2 separate regions of the Homo sapiens genome follow, and region 1 is linked to region 2. A link is an interaction called in ENCODE POLR2A ChIA-PET data of the cell type or tissue named here. Cell type or tissue: MCF 10A. All regions are shown on one strand. Links, peaks and the distances in the headings refer to the core of each region. The heading gives the core; the rest is flanking DNA.

Evidence for each region. ChIA-PET counts read pairs that join two places held together with the same protein. Peaks named below come from ENCODE experiments on the same cell type or tissue, not always from the same donor. Only the 100,000 strongest peaks of a DNase experiment are listed, where the experiment ranks them.
Region 1: POLR2A ChIA-PET joins it to region 2 with 22 read pairs; 16 of 35 experiments call an interaction of 5 or more read pairs at or near these places.

The regions. Positions count from the first base shown.
Region 1 is chr17:40,554,822-40,565,565 of GRCh38, forward strand. CCR7 (C-C motif chemokine receptor 7) reads right to left here and starts at 10,651. Exons shown (of 3, transcript NM_001838.4): 1 at 10,579-10,651; 2 at 4,072-4,121; 3 at 1-997. The coding sequence starts at 10,588. RefSeq lists enhancers at 5,209-5,726, 5,810-5,919, 6,390-6,479, 6,500-6,579, 9,290-10,206. In MCF 10A, for the core only: a CTCF peak has its summit at 5,624 (motif pointing left); a DNase peak (open chromatin) is centred at 5,590.
Region 2 is chr17:40,468,455-40,479,198 of GRCh38, forward strand. It overlaps TNS4 (tensin 4), which reads right to left. Exons shown (of 13, transcript NM_032865.6): 11 at 10,126-10,194; 12 at 9,853-9,879; 13 at 7,380-9,275. The coding sequence ends at 9,134. Among named protein-coding and RNA genes, the nearest start is that of TNS4, 28 kb to the right of the region's middle. RefSeq lists enhancers at 2,323-3,214, 3,215-4,104. In MCF 10A, for the core only: no CTCF peak of the experiment used is centred there; DNase peaks (open chromatin) are centred at 2,777, 4,357, 6,237, 7,867 and 4 weaker places.

The DNA of each region.
Region 1 (10,744 bases), core at 1,792-9,791, 87 kb after region 2:
GGAGCTGCTCCTGGCTGAGGCAGCCCAGGTCCTTGAAGAGCTTGAAGAGATCGTTGCGGAACTTGACGCCGATGAAGGCGTACAAGAAAGGGTTGACGCAGCAGCGGACGCAGGCCAGGCTGTAGGTGACGTCGTAGGCGATGTTGAGTTGCTTACTGAGCTCACAGGTGCTACTGGTGATGTTGAAGTTGGCCACCGTCTGGGCCAGGACCACCCCATTGTAGGGCAGCTGGAAGACTATGAAGACCACGACCACAGCGATGATCACCTTGATGGCCTTGTTGCGCTCAAAGTTGCGTGCCTGGAGCAGGGTGCGGATGATGACAAGGTAACAGAAGCTCATGGCCAGCAGGGGGACCAGAAAGCCGATCACCATCTGGGCCACCTGGATGGTGATAAAGGCCTCCACATGCTCTGTGATGAGAGAGCATCGCATCGCTTGCTCACTGCTGCTCCTCTGGAGGTCACTGTACAGGAGCTCTGGGATGGAGAGCACTGTGGCTAGTATCCAGATGCCCACACAGGACAGCTTGCTGATGAGAAGGACGCGGGCACGGTGGCGGTGAGCTGAGACAGCCTGGACGATGGCCACGTAGCGGTCAATGCTGATGCAAAGAAGTAGGAGCATGCCACTGAAGAAGCTCATCTTGTAGATGGCAAAGATGAGCTTGCAAAAGTGGACACCGAAGACCCAGGACTTGGCCGCGCTGTAGGCCCAGAAGGGAAGGGTCAGGAGGAAGAGGATGTCTGCCACCGCCAGGTTGAGCAGGTAGGTATCGGTCATGGTCTTGAGCCTCTTGAAATAGATATAGGTCAACACGACCAGCCCATTGCCCAGTAGGCCCACGAAACAAATGATGGAGTACATGATAGGGAGGAACCAGGCTTTAAAGTTCCGCACGTCCTTCTTGGAGCACAAAGACTCGAACAAAGTGTAGTCCACTGTGGTGTTGTCTCCGATGTAATCGTCCGTGACCTCATCTTGACACAGGCATACCTTCGGGGAAGGAAATGAGGGAAAACAGGCCAGTTTAGCTGGGTGGCTCCAACTCTGGCTGGGATTTAGCCTAGAGCAGTGGTTTCTTTCTTTTTTTTTTTTCTTGAGACATGGTCTCACTCTGTTGCCCAGGCTGGAGTGCAGTGGTGCAATCATGGCTCCCTGCAGCCTCGGCCTCTCCAGGCTCAGGTGATCCTTCCACTTCAGCCTCCTGAGTAGCTGGGACCACAGCCTTATGCCACCACACCCAGCGAATTTTTGTATTTTTAGTAGAGATGGGATTCTGCCATGTTGCCCAGGCGGGAGGAATAGTGGTTTCATCGTGAGGTCCGCATCATCAGTATCATAGCATCACCTGGGAACTTGTTAGGAATGCAAATTCTCAGGCCCCACCTGAGAATTCTGAACCAGAATCTCAAGTGATGGGTCTAGGAATCTGTGTTTTCCTAAAGTCTCCAGGTGATTCTTTGGTTTTAAATCAGTGCTTCTCAAATTTTAACTCCAATACGCATCACCTGATTAATCCTGTGAACATGTCTATCCTGAATCAGTAGGCTAAGGTGGGGCCTGAGATTCTACAGTTCTGCTAGTAAGTAGCAAGTGGCTGATTTTGCCAAGTCTGAGAGACTCTACATGTGCTGACAGGGGACTGGAAATCAGCTGGGCTCTGGGGCCAGATGAGCCTTGAGCTGGTTAAACTCTTTCTGTCTCTCTCTCTCTCTCTCAGAGCCTCAGTTTTCTCTTCTGTGAAATGGAGATGAATCCTATTTGCTTCCCATGGTTGCTGTGAGGTACCTAGCCCAGGCTCCAGCACCATTTCCTCTCCATGGAGCTTTAATTTTGCCCCCTGGAAGCTCCGTGAGAGAGGGAACATGTGTCTTTCTTCTTGACCCTCCTTTAGAACTTGGTGGAGTTTTCCAGGGGGCTTACAAAAGACCTCAGCTTTAGGGGGAAAATCCACCTGGGGGTCAAGGTTGAGGAGGGCCTGGAGTAAGAAGAGAGGAAGGCAAATGCTCCCATTTTGAGGCCATGAAGCCTTGGGTTTGGGGCAAACTGCTGTGATCATGGGTGGTGGGTGACCTGGAGAGACTCTAGATCCTGGGTCCCCTCTTAGCACCCAGCAGGAGCTCAGGCAACGTGAGCCCAAGTGCCATAAACTCCGTGAATGGATGATGGGCCATGGGGGTGGGGGCGAGGACTCCTCAGCAGCTGTGTCCCTGGAAGGAAGCGCAGCTCTCATCTCCCACTCTCCCTCTGTGCTCCCGCCCTCTCCCCCCACCTCTCTGCCTCTCTCTTCCTCGCATCTCTTCCGGCAGATCCCAATCAGCAGGACTCAGCTGCTGGAGCTTTTTTTAGCCGTCTGCAGGGTCGGGTGAAGGTTCAGCAGCCTGCTGTGATTTTATCAATGAAGGAGGGGGTCCATGCCTGCCCCTGCCTCTGCGCACAGCGATGGACGGGTTTGTGCAGGGCAGGGAGCTGGGCTGGAGGACCTGCCTCACGAGGCTCATGGTTCTATCACCAGGAACCAGATTCAGCAGCTCAGCGACGGTGGGTTTCTATCCATTTATGCTGGAGGGATTCACCGCATCTTGTCTCTATCTCTTTTTCACACCCAGGTTCTGGATTCATCACTGTCCTGCTTGGGAACATGGTGAGGACAAAATGATGTCCAGGAGCCTTTTCTTTGGCCATTGCTAGCCTGAGACGAAAAGTCAGTGGCAACCCCTCTTCCCTTTCCTGGGCATGGCTGCAGCCTGGGAGCCCTGAAGGAGGCTGCTGCCTTTGGCCCAGCCATGGTTACGGCCCAAGGCCTTAGACCCGGGGTCCCTGGACATGAGGGGGTCTCAGCCTTCCTGGAGGGCAGTACTCCCGGCCTCTATGAAGTGCACTCTGCATCATCCAGTCCTGCCTTCCCTTCTCCCCTTGAACCTTGTTCCTGTTTTATAATTCTCCCTCCCCTAGCCTCACTGCCTCTGCAGCCCACAGCCCCACCACATCCTGCCCTATCTGAGCACCCCCTCCCCAAGTGAAAGGGAAGAATGAGCCTCAGCTGTCCTCCTCCCCTTCCCACCCTTCCAGCCTCCACTGCCAGCAATACAGCCCCCCAGAGTCCTGGAGACAGGGGAGAGAGAGGAGGGAGTGGTGATGGGGAAGGGGGCCAGGCTATGGGCTGCAGCCCAGGCTCCGGGGGGCCTCTGGGATGGGGTTTTGGGAACAGTGCCCAGCTTGGGGCCTGCCTCTGGCCTGAGCTTCTGGAAAGCTGCCCCTCTGGCCTCCAGACCTGGGGATGAGCCGAATTCTGAAGCACTGCCTCTCTAGCTCTGGCCTCAGTTGGACTCCCCTACCCCTACTCTGAGCTCCCACCTCTAACAAATGGGAGAAAGTTGACTCTGCGAGTTACAGTTTCTTCTAACTTTGGCACTTGGTGAGGCACACTTTCTGTCTGTTTCTGGATGGAGAAACAGAACTTTGTAAAGTGAGGGTCTTTGTTCCTGCCGAGTTCAGGCCTGCTATAAAGTGTGTGCTCATCCACCCCTCTCCCCATCCCTAGGGCCCCATCCTCTCTTCCCTCCCCTGCCAGGGAGGCCGGATGGGTCTCTATTTCACCAAAGAAAACGGGGGCTGCGAGGGAAGCCTTTGGGTGAAGGTTGGAAAGAGACAACTTTGGGGCGATAGGATAGTAACAAGATCGCCAGATCCAGGGTGATTTTCTCAGCACACGTGCACAAAACCCAGTAACATTTTTTGCTTTTTGCAGCTCTTCTCTCTCTAAGAACTCAGAGTCCATATTTCTGTCTCCTGGGCAGGGAGATTGGAGGTGGGATAGGGAAGGTGGTAAGTTATTTTCCCCCATGTTTTAACCTAAATGGAGTAAAGGAAGTCCAGAGAACATCTGTGGCTCTCCAGGGTCACTCAGCAGATGGTGAGGGGGCAGCCATTAGCTTAATGAGTGGCAGGCGGGCTTATGTCTGGGTCTTGTATCTTCTAGCAAATGCCCAGCTCCTCCACTAAACCCCTGACTTGGGAGGCCGTGTGGAGAAGGGAACAGAGCTTTCCTTGGCAGAGAACCTCACCTGGAAAATGACAAGGAGAGCCACCACCAGCACGCTTTTCATTGGTTTCCCTGTAGGAGACAAGGCGAGAAAGTTATTGCTTGGCAGGGACAAGTCTTTGTTATTAAAGAAAGCAGTGGAGGGGGAGACGCTGTTGGGAACTTTCCTCCCAAGCTCCAGGCACTGTGTTTGCTGAAAGAGAACATCAGAACCAGATTGTGCCTTTGAACACCTGGCCTGCTGCCCGGCATCACTGTCCTCACCTCCTTCTTGTCCTCCTCCACTCCCAGGTCCTGGAAAGAAGCAGCATCAGAATGCAGGGCAGCCCCTCCCACCCCCTGTCTTGGCCCATCTGGGCTGCTTCTTGGAGCTGGGAAGTCTTCTCTAGCCCAGACCACCCCTCAAGACTGAGCTTGGTTGGTGGGTCTGAGTGCCCCCTCCCACTCCACCTGATGTGGGATGAGGCGGCAAAGCTATGAGGTCGTGGGGTAGGTGCACACGTTTCCAGCCCTGCTTTGGTGCTGGTAGCCACTGGCCCAGGAGCATTTTCCTGGCATCCAGGTGAGTGCGCAGCCACACGTGCATGAAGCCAAGCCTGAGTGTCTCCTGAGGGAGGTGGGCTGAGGAAGGAGGATGACCTCACAGGCTGGGTAGAGGGATGAGGTTCCTTACTGGTCCACAGCGATGGAGACTGCCTCAGGGCTCCACCAGCTCCACAACACCCCCTCACTGAAATGACATTCATTCAGCACTGACTGTTGGTCCACTGGGCGCACACCCTTGGCCTGCCTTTGGGACAGAGATCCCTTCCCTTTTATCTTGTGCAGGCCCAGAATTGAGGAGGTGCCCCACAATTGTGTGCTGATGAATATATGAATGATAAATACATGAATGATGAATAAATACATGAATGACAAGTAAACGAATGCCTGTCCTTTTTCCAAGGGAGAGGGCATCAAGATGGCCCGAGAGGACACAGAAGGGATGCTGTCCTGTTGCAGTGTGGGGGAAGGACGCTCTTTCCTGATGTCACGACTTCTTTATTTTTTTGCTTAACTGAAGTGCCTGCACACACTTTCTCTCCTTTAACTTGTTTTCTAACTTAGGCTTGGGGGGCAGGTGAAAGGGGGAACAGGGTCAGCTTTGGGAAGCGACGTGTTCTGGAAGTCAGGAGGCTTCCTGGGGTCTGAGCAGCTGATGGGGACCCCGGTGTAGCACAAGGCCCAGATGTGCTCAGTCTGGTTTTGTGGCTGAGCCTGGGGCCCAGCAGGAACTTATTTCTTCCTGAGGCTGAGCAGGGAGGACAGTTGACAGAGTAATTTGCCTAGATGTTTTAGCTTACCTACAAGTCAGGGCGGCAGTAGCCCTCTTCCCGTATCCTGACCCTCAGGTCCCAGCTAGGTAGGGCCTGGCCCACTGGAGAGTCAGTAACTGCGATGCCACAAGTGAAGGCAGGCCCTTGGCAGCTCCAAGCTCAATAGCGCCAGGAAATGCGTGGGAACCTGTTTAAGGCACCTTCTCCTGGAGGCTGGGGAAGCAGTGAGAGCCCAGCGCTTCCGTGTCCTTGGCCACAGCACCACCTGCTGGAAGCCTCCCTGCATGGCACCCAGGTTGCAGTTGGTTAATGTGTTCCCCGGAAATTGTGTAAAGCCAGGGATTCTGGGCTTGGGAGTTCCTCCGGGAAGGAGAGACTGCATCGGGCTACATAAATAAATAGGTATTTCTCCCGCCTTGAGCAAATAGTCCTGCACACTACTGCTAGACACATCTGCCTAAAGCTTAGCTCTGATGGCAGTCCCCACCTCACCTTCCTCCTAAATCCTCAGGGGCTCTAACCGGCCCTGAGGATGAAGCCCCTGATGCTTGGCCTGGCAGTCCAGTCCTCCGCTGTCCACTCAAAGAGGGCTTCCTAGCTGCATTTTCTATTCTGGGGACAGGCAGCCGCTGTCCCCTCGTTCCCAGCCTGCGCTCGGGCATTTGTAGTCCTGCTGCGATTGGACCCTGTTGCAACAGAGCTCCCCACCGCTCATTCCCCTTTTTCACTGAATTACCCCTTAGCTCCTGAGTTTAAGTCCACGTTTACGCCCAACCACACTCTTCACGGTTCAACGCTCCACCCGCCCTCCACTGACTCATCTAGAGGTCGAGTCTCGAGGTTTCTTTAAAACACGTAAGTGTCTTTCGGTTACTCTAGAGAAAGCCCGCTCTGACTGTCAGGGAGAAATGAGAAACCTCAAAGTTTTGATAAGTCACAACGGGTGAGATCTGAGGAGCAAGAACTGTGTTTCTGTTGAACTCTGTTGATAACCCCTTCTCCCGGACGCTGTCCCACTCCTGCTGTTCCCGTCAGGGGAGGGGAGTTGGGGGAGTGCTGGCGTGTGTGCCTGTGATTTCTCATTCCAGGTGTTTTGGAGGAGGTGGATGAGCAAGGGTCTTGTAGGTCCAAAACAGGTGGCTTTCAAGAAACATCACAGGGAAACTTAGGGGAACTCTTGTATGTGGCAAAAGGGAGCCTGGTCAGTGGCCTTGAGTCAGATCATCCCTGTCTGTTACAAAGTCATAAAGAAACTGGTCTTGGGCAGCAGCTTCAGTGAGACCAATGAAGTTGGGAATCTCTGGGGCTAAGGAGTGGTTGACCTAGATGTTGGGTGTTTTCTGAGTTCTTGAGTTTTCAGTAATGATCATCATGAAAATTCCCTAGAACTCCAACCGGAGCCCCCAACATGAGAGACTGCCCATCCAGGAAAGAAAATTATTGGCTGGCTGCCCCCATCTCCAAACCATGAACTTCCATCCCCACATTTTTCCAGGTCCTCCAGACTGCCCAGGAAATCACAGTTGCCCAATCAGCTCGCCCCAAGAGCGACCCCAAGCTTTTTCCTCTTTGAACTTCCTCACCTGCCAACACAACTTTTCTCTCTCTCTCTTTTTTTTTGGATAAGGGAGGCAGAGGAGAAGCAGGGAGGTGGTGAGAGGTCTAGAGATCTGGGGAATCCACTTTCAGACAGTAGGCAGGGATGGGTGAGAGCCTGGTAGACCTTGCATTTTCTATGTTATCAACTGCTGTATCCAATGAGATAATTCATATTCACTGAGCTCTCACTGCGTGCCACACTGTCTGCATGTATGGTCTCATTTCATCCTCTCAAAAGCCCCATGAGGTAGGCGCTACTATTATCCCCATTTACCAATGAGAAACTGAAACACAGCAAGTAACTTTCTCAGAGTCACACAATGGCCAGCAGGGGAGCAGGCTTTGAAACCCTCCAACTCCAGCAACCACACTCCTAACCATCCTTCTGTGCGGCCACTGGGTCTGTATGTGTCTCTCCCTCATAACATCTCATGAGCTACCCTGGTGATCCTCATCTTAGATTCCAGAAAATAGAGGCCCAGAGAGATTAAGCCAAATGCCTGGGGCCACACAGCTGCTAAGAGAGGGACCTGAGATTTGAACAGGATAGCAAGGTTTGGGCTCTGGCTACTGCATCAGGCTGTGTTTCTGATGAGCCTGCTGCATCTAGGACGCTCCACGGAGCATGAGGGGAATCTTTGCTCCCCATGCCCCACTGGCCACCAGTGCTTCCTGCTTCCATCCCCCAACATCCCGGCCCCCAAAAGAGCCGGCCCCACCTCTGTTCTGACACGGGCTTTGCTGCCTCTTTGCTGCCACAGAACTCCTTCCAAAACACAAATCTCATCCTTTAATTCACCTACTTGAAAAATAAAAATCTTTGATGGGTCCCCATTGTTTTCAGGATAAAGTTCAAATTCCTTAGGGATGCCGTACCACGTTTTAAGGATTGGGTCTCCTGTGCCTGCGTCCTTCCTCCTCATCTTCCTCCTTGGCATGGCCAGCTACTCCACCCTCCCCTCCGCTTGCTTCTTTCTTGTCTCTGTTACTGTTGTCTCAGCTGACCATCTACACGGCTGCAGCCTTAGTCCCCAGGACACTCTGCTTGTCAGCATGGAGTTTTTGAAATAATAGATTTGAATGCCTTTAGGTGGGGCATGCACCCTCTGGGTCACTCTACTCCCCTCCACTTCCTGCACCTTATGCCCATTCCCTCTATTACCTTGTCGGCCTCTGATGGCAATGGAGTTTGCCATTCCTGCCACATCCTGGGCCCATTGCAGCTCCTTGTTGGGCTTGACAACTCCTACACACCCTTGAAAACCCACCTTAAATACCTCTCTGACCCAGGTTCACTATTCCCTTCTTGTCTTGCCCTTGCCCTGGTCAATGCTGTATCTTATTCTGTTGCAGTGGCTTTGTGACATATGTGTCACTCTCCCCACCAGACTGGTCATCCCTGAATCCCTCAAACAATGAGAGTTGCCTGAATGTCCGAAGCAAAGAGGAGAGATTTTTTCCAACAGCGACCCCAGGCTGCAGCGTTCCTCTCCTCCCCAGCCAAGTTTCTGGCAGGCAAGAAACTGGCCCTGAATTAGCTTCAGCATCCCCCTTTGCCACCATTTATGTCCGAGCTGTGAGGCACACATCTCTCATGGGTTCATTTTTTCCTTGCTTTGCTTTTGAGAATTATGAAAGATCTTCGGTCTCATTGCTCGAAGGTGGGGAGGGTGCCTCAGAGCTGCTCATTCAAACCGTGAAAAAGGCCAGCTCAGCCCTGCTTGGGAGTTTTCATTTTGTGTAACAGAAACCCTCCCTCCTCACCCACCTCTTGCTCCTTGCTGGGCAGATGAAGAGCAGAACAACAGATCCTCCAAGGCCCACCCACCCCATCAACGGCCCAGAGAGCCCGTTTTGAGTAAAGCTTGTCAGCGGCTTCCCCTCCTACCAGTATTTCGGGTTTGACCGTTGGGGCTCTCTCAAGTTGAGTGAAGTGGCAAGAATATCCCTTCTTCCTGGACCAGAGATTACCCTCTCTCCCTGCATCAAAGCCTAGGAGTCTAGCACCCCTAAACCTAGTCTGGGGTAAGACACTCTGCACATCTTCCCAACCCCCTGTTCAGTCATGTAGATGGCTTGAAATCAATCAGCCAGGGTGGGAGAATTTACACCATGGAAATTGGCAAGCACTACAAATTCAGGACTTTCCCTCCACCCTGGAGTCAGCTACCAGTGCTCCACCCCGGGGAGCTGCTTTTCAAATGCCCAGTAGCACACCACTGGGCACTGCTTGGTTTCCTTCCTGGAGGCCAGTATGAAAGGCTGGAGCAGGGTCTTCTGTGGGTGACGTCTGTACTGTGGGATTGTGATGGGGGGTGGTGGAGGGGGTGCAGGGGAGTGGGATTTAAGGGTAGATTGGCTGGGAAATGAGGCATTTGGAAGAGATTTTCAAAAACTAAACTCTACGGAGTTCTTGATACGGTGTATTCATTCATTCCGCAGACATTTTCTCCTCACATCCTCAAAGCACCTGAACCTGCCTTTCAGGAGTTCACAGTCAGTGGGTGGGGTGACCACTTTAACCCTTTCACAGCTGTTTGCTGGGTCCAGATCCAGCGTTCAGGGCAGGCGGGAAAGTAAGAGATGAAATCAAGGAGGCTGTGGTGTGGCGAGGAGGGGTGTGAGGACAGCACCAGGGAACCTTCACTTTTTAAAGCCAACCCTTTGCGGCTTTGAGGCCGCCGTGGTGCATTGTTTGCTGGTGAGACAAGCCATCTAGGAACCTGGTCTTCTTAGCCTCAGCCTGGTCTGACTCCACAGCTGAGATTTATAAAGGGGGCGTCTGGAGCTGGATGAACCACTCAGAACACCCTCAGTGCTTCCCCTTGACCCCTTCTAGGTTAGACCTGAGAAAGGGCTTTCTAAAGAGTAGAGTTATCTGCCGGGGCAGAGTGCGTGAGGTTTGCTCAGGGGCAGGGGCTGTGCTGAAGGCCTGGCTATGATTTCTCCAAGCTGAGTGCCCCTTGCCATCCCATTCCATGTTGCCTGCCCGTTCCTTAACTTGCAAGAGGCAACAGCAAAGCCAGATCAAAGCAGGTGGGATGTGCAGCAGAGAGAAAGCAACCAGAGCTTGCATTTGCAATGCACCGCACCATTCTCACAACCCAGTCACGTTTCATTTGCATCTCCTCATGACCCCAAGTGGACAGGTATATGAATATTTGGCAGGGGAGAAAGGTGGGAATCAGAGAGTGGGTAAAAGGTCCTAAGCTCTCTAGGGAGAATTTCTCTGTTGAAACCTGTCCCCAGAGGTCCCAGAGGGCCTAACCTATCACCCTCATGATGAGAACAGGTTCTGCCAGACCACCAAGCCCAGCCCCGCCACTCTCTTATGTCCCTGCTGTTTTAGAAAGACATGATCTCGGCCCCTCCCTTGTCCCCACTGGCACCAAAGGCTGACCCCTTCTCCAGGTCTGAAAGGGCAGGTGCACCCCTCCTGGGACAGCAGGGGGCATTCTCTGGAAGTAGCTTCCAATGCCCACCAAATCAGAACTGATTTCTCCAGGAAGCACCCCTATGCGCTCCACCCGCATCCTCCACCCCCATTCCACAGGGTCAGTCTGGGTGTCCAAGACCCTGGTACTGTTCCTTCTCACATGAAGAGGCTCACTCACCCAGGTCCATGACGCTCTCTGGGCGGTAAAACCACACAGGAAGGCTGTGCCCGGCCTCGCACTACCCCTGTCTGGGGAGGAAGTGGTTCAAGCCCCTTTTAAGTTGTCGGAGAAGCCACCCTCTTCCCTGCCCCTCCCACCCTTGCTCCTCCCCCCAGCCCTCCCT
Region 2 (10,744 bases), core at 809-8,808:
GGCATGAGCCACCGCCGGCTATCCTTCATTTTTATAAGCTCCATGAGGTCAGGAACCTCATTCATCAGTGTAGTTCCAGGCTACATGTTTAGAAAATAAAAAACACAGGCCATCTAGTTCTGTGTGAATTTCAGATAAAGAACAAATAATTTTTTAGCATAAGTGTGTCCCAACCCCATCTCTAAGGGCTAAGCACAGTGCCAGATAAACAGGAGGCCTGAGGCAGATACTGAATGATTACTGAATAAATGTAGCAAGGGGCTTTCTGCCTGTCTCTTCAATGCCTACTGCCCATAGATGCTTTTCTCCTGTGCTCTGTACCCTTGGCACCTAGTAGCCCTATTTCTTCATTTTTTTTTTTTTTGAGATGGAGTCTCCGTCACTTTGTCACAAGCTGAAGCGCAGTGGTGTGACCTCAGCTCACTGCAACCTTCGCCTCCCGGGTTCGAGGGATTCTCCCGCCTCAGTCTCCCGAGTAGCTGGGATTACAGACATGTGCTACCATGTCTGGCTAATTTTTGTACTTTTTTGTGGAGATGGGGTTTCACCACGTTGGCCAGGCTGGTCTCGAACTCCTGACCTCAAATGATCCGCCTGCCTCGGCCTTCCAAAGAGCTGGGATTATAAGTGTGAGCCACTGGGCCTGACTTATTTCTCCATTTTGTAAGAGGGAATGTGTCTCTGTAGATTGCCTCGATTTGGGTCTCCTGTCTTCTGGCCCTGTTCTCTCTCTGGGTTTCCTTCTTTTCGGATGGCCCTCCTCCTGGTCTGTTTCTCCATGCCCTCTTTTATTTTTTTTTATTTTTTATTTTTTTCTGTTTCTCCATTTCTCTTTTTTTCCTGTCTTTTATTTTCTTGAAAAGGAGTTTCTCTCTGTTGTCCAGGCTGGAGGGCAGTGACGTGATCACTGCAATCTCTGCCTCCCTGATTCAACAATTCTCCTGCCTCAGCCTCCCGAGTAGCTAGGATTACAGGTGTGCACCACCACGCCAGGCTAATTTTTGTATTTTTGTAGAGATGGGGTTTCACCATGTTGGCCAGGCTGGTCTCGAATTTCTGACCTCAGGTGATCCATCCCCCTCAGCCTCCCAACGTGCTGGGATTACAGGTGTGAGCCACCGTGCCTGGCCCTGACTTTTTATTTTTGTCTCCCTCTCTCTTTGCTTGTCTTCCCTCCCTTCTCCCCATCCCATCTACTCACAAGTAGCTGGGGGTAGAGTGGTTTCCCGGGGGTCTCTGTCTTTCCCAGCCAGGATCCTTGGGTCTCATTATGGGGCGTCCACGAAGGAGACTTGCTCTGGCAGGAGTGGGTTTCAAGCACTGCAGGAGGAGGTAAATTTGCTTGGAGCATTTGGTTTGGATCCTTGGTCCTGATGGAAGATTCTGGGTGGGGGATTACAGGGGAGATGTGCTGGCTTCTAGGCAGAAAGAGAGAGGCATGACTTTTTCAATTTCCTGAGTAGCCTGGGGCTAGGGATCAGGGTGGGAGGGGGAACCTAACCCCCAATGGAAGAAGAGGCATTTGGCAGAGACACCAGGAGGGACAGACAACCCTGTCCTGGTGTGCCTGAAGGCAGGGTATTGGATTTGATGACCTTGGGCTCAATAAACTCCAAATGTCTGCTTTCATCTCCATCACCATCGTCATCATTATCATCAGCAGCCATGGGATCAGATTGCCTGGGTTCAGATCCCACTCTGCCACTTATGGTTGAACCTTGGGAAATTTACCTAATTTTTGAATCCACAGTTTCATGTCCATCAAATGAGGATAAATAATAGTACTTAGGTAGTGTTGTTGTCAAGATTAAATGAGCTAACATATGGCAAAGCTTCTAACAGATACTACAGACCTACCATGTGCCAGGCACTGTTCTAGACGCTGGGGATTCAGTGGTGAACTAGACGAGTCTCTTTCTTCATGGAGCCCTCATTCCCGTGGCCCAGCACTCAGCACACATTGAGTGCTCAGTGAGAGAGCTGCAGATATGCTGCCCTTCCCATAAGGAGCATTTATACAGCACCCCAGAGACTCTGAAGTGCATTCATGACTGGTGCATTTATAAGGCTTCCCACAAACTTCATTCTGTGAGGTGGGTATTACAGTTGAGGAAACTGAGGCTCAATGCCCAGAGAAGTGACTTGCCCCAAACTGTGCAGCTAACCAGTGGCAGAAGGGACCTGCCACCAGATCTGCCTGACACCCAGGTTTCCATTTCTTTTTTTTTTTTTCTTTTTTAAGACAGAGTCTCACTCTGTTGCCCAGGCTGGAGTAGAGTGGCATGATCTCGGCTTATTGCAGCCTCTGCCTTCTGGGTTCAAGCAATTCTCCTGCCTCAGCCTCCCGAATAGCTGAGGCATGCACCACCGCCCCTGGATAATTTTTGTATTTTTGGTAGAGATGGGGTTTTTCCTTGTTTCCCAGGCTGGTCTCGAACTCCTGACTTCAAGTGATCTGCCCGCCTCAGCCTCCCAAAGTGCTGGGATTACAGGCATGAGCCACCACACCTGGCTGGCTTCCAGTTCCTGATGCAGAAGAAGCAAGTGTGTGTGTGTGTGTGTGTGCGCGCGCACGCATGTGTGTGTGTGCATGCGTGTGTATGTGTGTGCATGCATAGATGGGAGCGGAGTGAACTAAGGATATGTCCTTGTCAGTGTTCACAGGGTGTCAAGTCTGAATTCTTGGAGGGGAGAACATTGCTTCCTGGGGCACACGTAGGCCCCTCCCCCAGCTCCTGGCCAACCCTGCCTGCCTGGCTCTGCGTAGTTCACTGGGAGTGCAGCGCATATTTGTTGAATGCGTGAATGAATGAGTGTGTGTTGCTTGCCCTCCTACCCCCTCCTCATTCTTCCTCTCTGGTTCCCTCCTTCCTGGCTTGTCTGCCTGACCCCCAGGCCTGCTCCAGCCAAGCTCTACTTGCCTTTCTTGGCTAGTCCAGATGGGGAGAGGAGAACACTGAAAAGCCTTCCAGGAAACACTTACAAAAGAAGCCCCTGGCTGGCCCTGGGAGCCTGGGAAATCGAGGGTCTCCTTTCCTGGGGCTGAGGGCTCCAGCCTGGCCAGGACTGCAGCTTGGTGGGGATGGGGAACATGACCGGGCAGGACTCTGCCTGGATGGGTGCTGTGGATTGAGCTGTGTCCCGTCAAACTCGCATGCTGAAGCTCTCACTCCCAATGTGACTATATTTGGAGATAAGGCTTTTCTGAGGTAATTAAGGTTCAGTGAGGCCACAAGGGTGAGATTCTAATCAGATAGGATGGTGGCTTTATTTTATTGTATTTTATTTATTTATGTTTTTGAGACGGAGTCTCTCTCTGTCGCCTAGGCTGGAGTGCATGATCCACCCGCCTCAGCCTCCCAAAGTGCTGGGATTACAGGCATGAGCCACCGTGCCCGGCAGGATGGTGGCTTTATAAGAAAGGGAAGAGAGGGAGAGGGATCTCTTTCTCCATGCACACACACTGAAGAAAGACCATGTGAGCACACAGGGAGAAGGCAGCCATCTGCAAACCAGGAAGAGAGTCCTTATCCAAACCTGGCCATCATGGCACCCTGATCCTGGACTTTCAGCCCCCAGAACTGTGAGAAAATAAATTTCTGTTGTGTAAGCTGCCCAGTCTATGGTATTTTGTTATGGCAGCCCGAGAAGATGAATAATACAAGGGGGAATGCAGGCCCCTGGTCCTGTTCTGTCTCACATAGTCCTCCCAAGCTCAGAGGGAACCAGGGACCCAGGCCTGGATCGAGCAGACTCCTGCACCAGCCTGTCTCAGGGTGAGAGCTCCTCTTCTTAGGCTCTCATCCCTTCCCTGGTCTGAACTCCAGGTTCTCATCCCAGCACCCTTCTCCCCAGCCTGGGCCTCAGATGCCATCTCCTGCCTCCACTGCCATATTTCTAAAGCAGAAATCTGGTCAATTACTCCTCAGCTGACATGTCTCCCTGATGCAGGGCAGGCGAGCCCCAAATTGGGGCTTAGCCTGGGAGGGTTCTTGGCTTCATTCAGGGAATAATTCAAGGGCAAGCGGTGATAGAAGAAAGCAGCTTTCTAGAGGTGGCAGTGTCACAGCCCTGTGACTGCTCCTGCAGAGCAGGGCTACCCCAGTGTGCTGAGAGCTGCAGCTCAGTAGCTTCCACACTCATATTTGCACCCACTTTTAAACACATGCAAATTAAGGGGCAGATTATGCAGAGATTTGTAGAAAAAGGGTGATAACTTCTGGGTCATTAGGTTGTTGCTGCCATGGAAAGGGGTGGTAATTTCTGGGTGTTGCCACGGCAATGGTAAACTGACATGTCACACTGGTGGGTGTGTCTTATGGAAAGCTCCTCCCACCCCATCCCTGTTTTAGCTAGTCCTCAGTTTGGACCTGTGTCCAAGCCCTGCCTCTGGAGTGCAGTCCCGCTTCCTATCTCATCCTCATTACCTATGGGATAAAGCCCAAGCAGGGTGCCATGTATGACCATGCACTGCATAGCCCACAAAATCATACACAGCAGGCCTGAGTCCCATCTCCTTCATTCAGCAAGTATTCAATCTCCAGACATTCTCAGCTGGCACCCAAGGGTCCTGAGGGTCCTGTTGCTGTCTTTTTCTTCTGCTTTCTCTCTCACCTACTCCCTTAGGTACCATGTACTTGAGCCACACCAAACTTGGTACATCTTTTCATACCTGTGTGCTTCACACACGAATGTCTCCATCTGCTTTCTGTGAATGCTGGGGCAATAGGATGGGCATGGACTTGAAATCCTGTTTCTCTGCCATTTACAGTTAGGTGAATGTGGGCAAGTTAACCCTCTGAGCCCCAGTTTTCTAATCTGTAAAATGGGATTAGGCTTATATAATGTGCCTCAGATTGTATGTAGCACATGAGAGCCCCTCCCCACTCCTAAAAGTTGGTTTCTAACTCTCTTTGCATGCCGAACTCCTATTCATCCTTGAAGACCCAACTCAAATGTTACCTTCTTGGTAACATTGCCCTCCTTCCCTTCAAGTGGGTAAAGTTTATCTTTCTCAGTTTCTACTCTTTCCACCAGCCCTGCATAGCACTTATAAACCTCTGTTGGAAACACTGTCATATTTTTCTGTTTTCCTGGTTCACATGAATAAAGCACACAGCCAGAAAACATTTGTTGCATGAATTAAGGCACTGGCCCCTGGGTTGAAAGCCTTTAACCCTACCCCTGCCCTGGGTCTAAGACCTTGCCCTGGGTCTAAGCCCTGGCACAAGAATGCAGGATCAGAGGCCAGAGATAAAACAGAGCAGTGAGCAGCCTCCGCCCTCGGTGGGGCACGGGCATGGGGCGGTGGCTGGTCAGATGGTCGGGGTAAGGGCACTTCAGCCTCCTGGAGAGGTCTCTGTAGCCTGAGAGCAGGCAGGGTTTAGAGGGTGTGGGAACCTGAGTTTTTGTTTGTTTGTTTGTTTTAGAGATAGCATGTTGCTCTGTCAACCAGGCTGGAGTGCAGTGGCACGATCACAGCTCACTGCAACTTCCGCCTCCCAGTTTCAAGGGATTCTCATGCCTCAGTCTCCCGAGTACCTGGGACTACAGGTGCGCTACCTTGCCCGGCTAATTTTTGTATTTTTTGTAGAGATGGGGTTTCACCATGTTGGCCAGGCGGGTCTCAAACTGGAACCTGAGTTTTGAGAAATGATTGGCAGTGCGAGAGTCTCCCCAGTTCCCTTCTGCTGCATGTCCAGCCACCTGGGACAACGGGGCGAGGAAATTCAACTGGAAAAGAGCAAGAAGGAGGAAAGGTTTCTCTGCAAAGGGGTGATCGAGTAGAGAAGGCATAATGAGGAGAGATGGTGAGAAAGGAGAGAGGGGAAGTGGGAGAAGAGAGGGAGGGAGGGTGGGTGGTATGAGTGTGTACGGAGATCAAGAAAGGGATGGAGAGGGATGAAAAGACTGGGGAGAGAGACACTGGAGCGAGGGCTGCGGCAGGGGTTAAGACCCAGGGCTATAAGGCCTGGAGCCTCCTGGAGAGAACACTCCTCTGGTGTCCTTGGGTGGATAAGATGGCTCCTCCCCTCCTGGTTCCTGGCTCAGTGGTTATCCTGCCTCCCCTCTGCTGTCCAGCCCTCCCACCCCTGCCGGGCTGGCTGCTTTGCCCTCAGCAGTCTTAAGTCAAGTTCTCCGCTAAACCTTCTTAGGGGAAACATGAGCTGTGGCAAATGCAGCAGAAATGATCGCCTTCCACGAACTCTGTTCCATGCTGGGCCAAGCGGGGCCACAGCAGGAGACTGAGAGGAGACTGAGAGGAGTCTCCATCTGGAACTGCACTGGGGCAGTGGAAAGGGAGGCAGAGGCTAACCAGCGGTGGTTCAAGGCCCCTGCCACTGGGTCACATAGCTCAGCCCAGAGAGAAGGAGGCGCTCTCCCATTCCCAAAACTTTTCAGGAGAACAGAAGTGCCATAGCCTCTCTTGCATCGCTTGCTGAGGCCTTCTCAGGGCATGCCAGCCTTGGCTCCCTAGTTGCAGCGAAGTCTGGAGCAGGTCTGGGAGGGAGGCATTCCTCTGGGACTGGCTTAGGGGAGGACTGCCACTGGAAGGAGCTGGGGGTAGAACTCCCCAGGCCCAGGGTGGGATCAAGAGGCCATGGTCCAGTTCTTTTTCTTTTCTTTTTTTTTTTTTGAGACAGGGTCTCACTCTGTCACTCAGGCTGGAGTACAGTGGCACAACCACAGCTCACTGCAGCCTTGACCCCCCAGGCTCAAGGGATCTTCTCACCGCAGCCTCCCAAGTAGCTGGGGCTACAGGTATGTGCCACCACGTCTGGCTAACTTTTTGTATTTTTTTTGTAGAGACAGGGTCTCCCTATGTTGCCCAGGCTGGTCTCGAACTCCTAGGTTCAATCCATCCTCCCGCTTTGGCCTCCCAAAGTGCTGGGATTACAGGTGCGAGCCACCACACCCGACCACAGTCCAGCTCTTCAGGGCGGAGCTGGCAGCTCTGGGGCCATCTGGGTTCGGGGACTCTTCCGGACTCCTCTTGAGGGGTTCATGTTTTGCCCGCCTCTCCTTGTCTCTCAGTGGGGGCTGAGTGAGACCTTGGAATCCGTCAGGGGCACCGTACACACTCACTTTGGGCCCCGGGAAATCACAATCCTTTTGTTTCCCTGGCAGAGTGGCAGGAAAGGGGCGATGAAGAAAGAAGAACAAGCGTGTTGGGCATGTGGGGGACACAGAGTGGTTTAAGCAATGGTTTACGAAGTGGAAGCCTGCTGAGCCTGTAGCGCCGTGGCCAGGGGTGCGGGAGGGAGTGTGGCACACCTGGTCTCCCCTAAGACACAGCCACGCCCTCCCAAGTCAGTCCCCCTTCTCTCTTCAGGTCTCCATTTCCAAGGGCACAGCCCTGACTGCCTCAGAACTTACTGTTTTGCAAAGACAAACATTTTATTTTTCATGATAGGAGCTGTAGCAGAGTATATGGGGGCCTCTGCCAGCCCCCAGGCTGGGACTGGGGCCTGTGACCTTGAGAACCTCATCTCACATTCTGCAGACTTTGGCGGCGGGGCAGTGCTCGACCACTGGCTGGGTGGGCTGGTCTCAGCCTCTCCTGCAGGCCCAGGGCTGAAATCATAACCGTCAGGCCCAGCCTTGGCCAAAGATAATGCAACTTTGGCAGGGCTGGCTGCTGGGAGGGGGCAGGCACTTGCTCCTCGTAGAGCAAGAGTGGGTTTCTTCCCTGACCCTCCCTTCCACCCCGGTAGGGTGGTTTCCTTAGGAACTCAGGCCTGCGGGAGAAATGGTTCCAGCTTCTGGAGGCTGGGTGGGGGTGGGGTGGGGGTGGGTGTGGGATAGAGCCCAGCTCCTCCAAGCCTCTTAGGGAAGCGGCCTCTTTGCATTCTTGACTCTCTGCTTCCCCCGTGTGGCTGTGAGGCTGGTTGAAGCCACATAGCAGTAGAGGGGCGTGTGTGTGTGTGTGTGTGTGTGTGTGTGTGTGTGTGTGTGTGTGTGTGTGTGTGTGTGTTGGAGCGTGGGTTGGGGGAGGGCTCAGCAAGACAGGAGCTGAGGCAGAATCACAGAGAGATGGCCCTTATCTCTGCCCCCGCCGCCTAATATGCAACATTAGGGCAGCTACGATACCAGCTTTGGAATACTCGCCTATCAAGGAATGGAAAGAAGCTGGGCTGGGTGGCTTGCGCCTGTAATCCCAGCACTTTGGGAGGCCGAAGCAGGTGGATTACCTGCGGTCAGGAGTTCAAGACCAGCCTGGCCAACATGGTGAAACCCTGTCTCTACTAAAAATACAAAATTAGCTGGGTGAGTTGCACATGCCTGTAATCCCAGCTACTTGGGAGCCTGAGGCAGGATAATTGCTTGAACCTGGGAGGTGGAGGTTGCAGTGAGCCTAGATCACACCACTGCAGTTCAGCCTGGGTGACAGTGAGACTCTGTCTCAAAAAAAAATAAAAATAAAAACCAAGTGGAAAGAAAAGATGGGGTGATACTCATCTGCAAGGGGGTGCAGGACAGCTGGGTCTCCTCTGACCATGGGGACAAGTTCCCCCTGCTGAGCTGCCCTAAATACCACACCCAGCTTGGCCTGCAGCATCCTGGCTGGGTGGACCCAAAAAGCCACCCAGAAAGTGGGAAAAGGAACAGAGGAACAGATATGGAAGGAAATAGAGTCTATCCATTCCTGTTTTGTAGTCAGTTCTTGACCATCACCAGCTGCAAGCCAGGAGCCCCGTGGGTCACCGCCAGGCACCTGCTGTCTGCCACGAAACAGGGGCTGCAGGTCTCTTGCTCAGACTGTTGTGTGGGCAGGGCCCAGGTCGATGGGGTCAGAGGGTCCTTGGAGGTTATTTTCATGCAGGGGTCTTCAGAGGTGTGCATGCTTCAGAATCATGGAGGAGCATGTTCAAATGCCCACCAGCATCTAAGAACAGCTGATCTTGTCTATTGGTCTTCTTCTATGATTGAGGAAACTGAGGCCCGGGGGGTCTGGATGATGGTGACTGCTGAAGGCCATAGCAGGTTCAAGGGTGTCAACTTGATGCCAATCCCCCTAGTCCCATAGATTGGTCTGTCAATATGGCCACAAGCCACACCCATTCAGGGGGTGGAGGGGGGCTCCTTAGCGAGCCCCTGGAGGTGTTGGTTAGGTGCACAGGCAGTCTCTCCCCTACATCCTTTCTGCGTCCTGCAGCAGAGCAGTCACCAGGCCGATGACCTGCGAGGCTGGCTGGACCATGTCATACTCCGCAAAGAGGTGGCATACGTTCTCCTGAGGCTCTGTCTGGCTCTTGGCCACAAACCCAAAGATCCTGGTGGGGGAGGGCAGTCTGAGTGAGGGGTGGGACCCAGGGAGGCATCAGGCTGGTGGGAATGGGGTGGTGGGGGGCCCTCAGCCTGCATCTCATTCCTCCCTGCCCCTCCCTTAGCCAATTGACTCCAGCACCTCCTTATGGTGGGGCTCCCTGGGGAAGGAGATGCCTCTCCCGTCAGACTGGGAGATTTCTGAGTTCAAGCTCTGGGTTTCCTTTGTTTTGAGTGAGGGCTCCTTGAGGACAGGACCTGTGCATTCCCCATTAGAGTGGAAGCTCCCTGAGGGCAAGGATGCATCTTGATCATCAGACTGGGACATTCCAATAGCTTGAGGCTCCCTGAAGTTAGAGCCTGTGCCTCTTGCAGAAGATTGAGGGCTCCCAGGCTCATGTCACCCCCAACAGCCCAGAGGCTCTGAGGGCAGTCAAAGTCTTTCCCATCAGATGGGAGCTCCCTGAGGACCAGGGCCTGTGCCCTCATCAACACTTTGGACTATTAAAGTCAGAATGGTGCCTCTTTCCTTCTGCAGTTCCCTCCCCATGTTGGGTTTGGGGCCCTGAGACAGGAAGGCCTTACCAGGAGGGTTTGCAGTACTTCTGCCACCTGTAGGAAAAGAACATGATACCGAGTAATGAGGCTTCGCTCCATGCCACAGGACCCTGGAGGAGCAGCAGGACTGGCCAGCTGCGTCCCCACCCCACCATGCCCCACCCTACCCTCATTCTGTCACCCTGACCCCTTGAGGTTCACAGGCTCCCTCTGGGATCCCAGGCCCAGAGTCGGCAGGACGCCTTGGTGGGCAGCGGGGCCCTGGACAGCCTTCTTAGTTTGGCCCAGCCTTGAACTTACTTCCGTTGCTCAGGGTCCATACCACAGAAGCGGAGGGTGGTGAGTGGGTAATGGCGCCGGAAAAACACCCTAGGAGGAGGCGGGGAGAGAAGGGAAGCGATGACAGCCTGTCCCAGTGTCATCCTGCCTCCAGCATCTCTCGTTCCCCCCAAGCTCAGGTGCCCTGTCCTCCAAGAAGTCTCTGGGTTAGACCTTGAAGACCGCTATGGCCTTTCCCACTGGGGGGCCCTGGCGCCCCGCTCCTGCCTCTCTCCTCTCATGGGGCTTGTCTGCCTCTGTCTTACACTCTGGGGTTTTCTATCACACCCCTACCACGCCATTTAATTTTTTTTGGCCACTAACTTTTTGAGGACACGAATTACATCTTGGTCATCTCTTGTTTCTCCCTGTGAAGTGCTCAGCCCTGGATCAGGCTCCTGTTAGACTGTGAGATCCGAGCCTGGGGAAGGAACGATCTCATTCCTCTCTGGGTCCCAGTGGTCAGCCAGTCTGGCCGAGGGAAGATGTTCCATCAATGGGTGCAGGCATAATCGGCACCCATGAATACTAGTTAACTCCATTTCCTTCCTTCCTTCCTTCCTTTTTTGAGATGGAGTTTCACTCTGTCACCCAGGTTGGA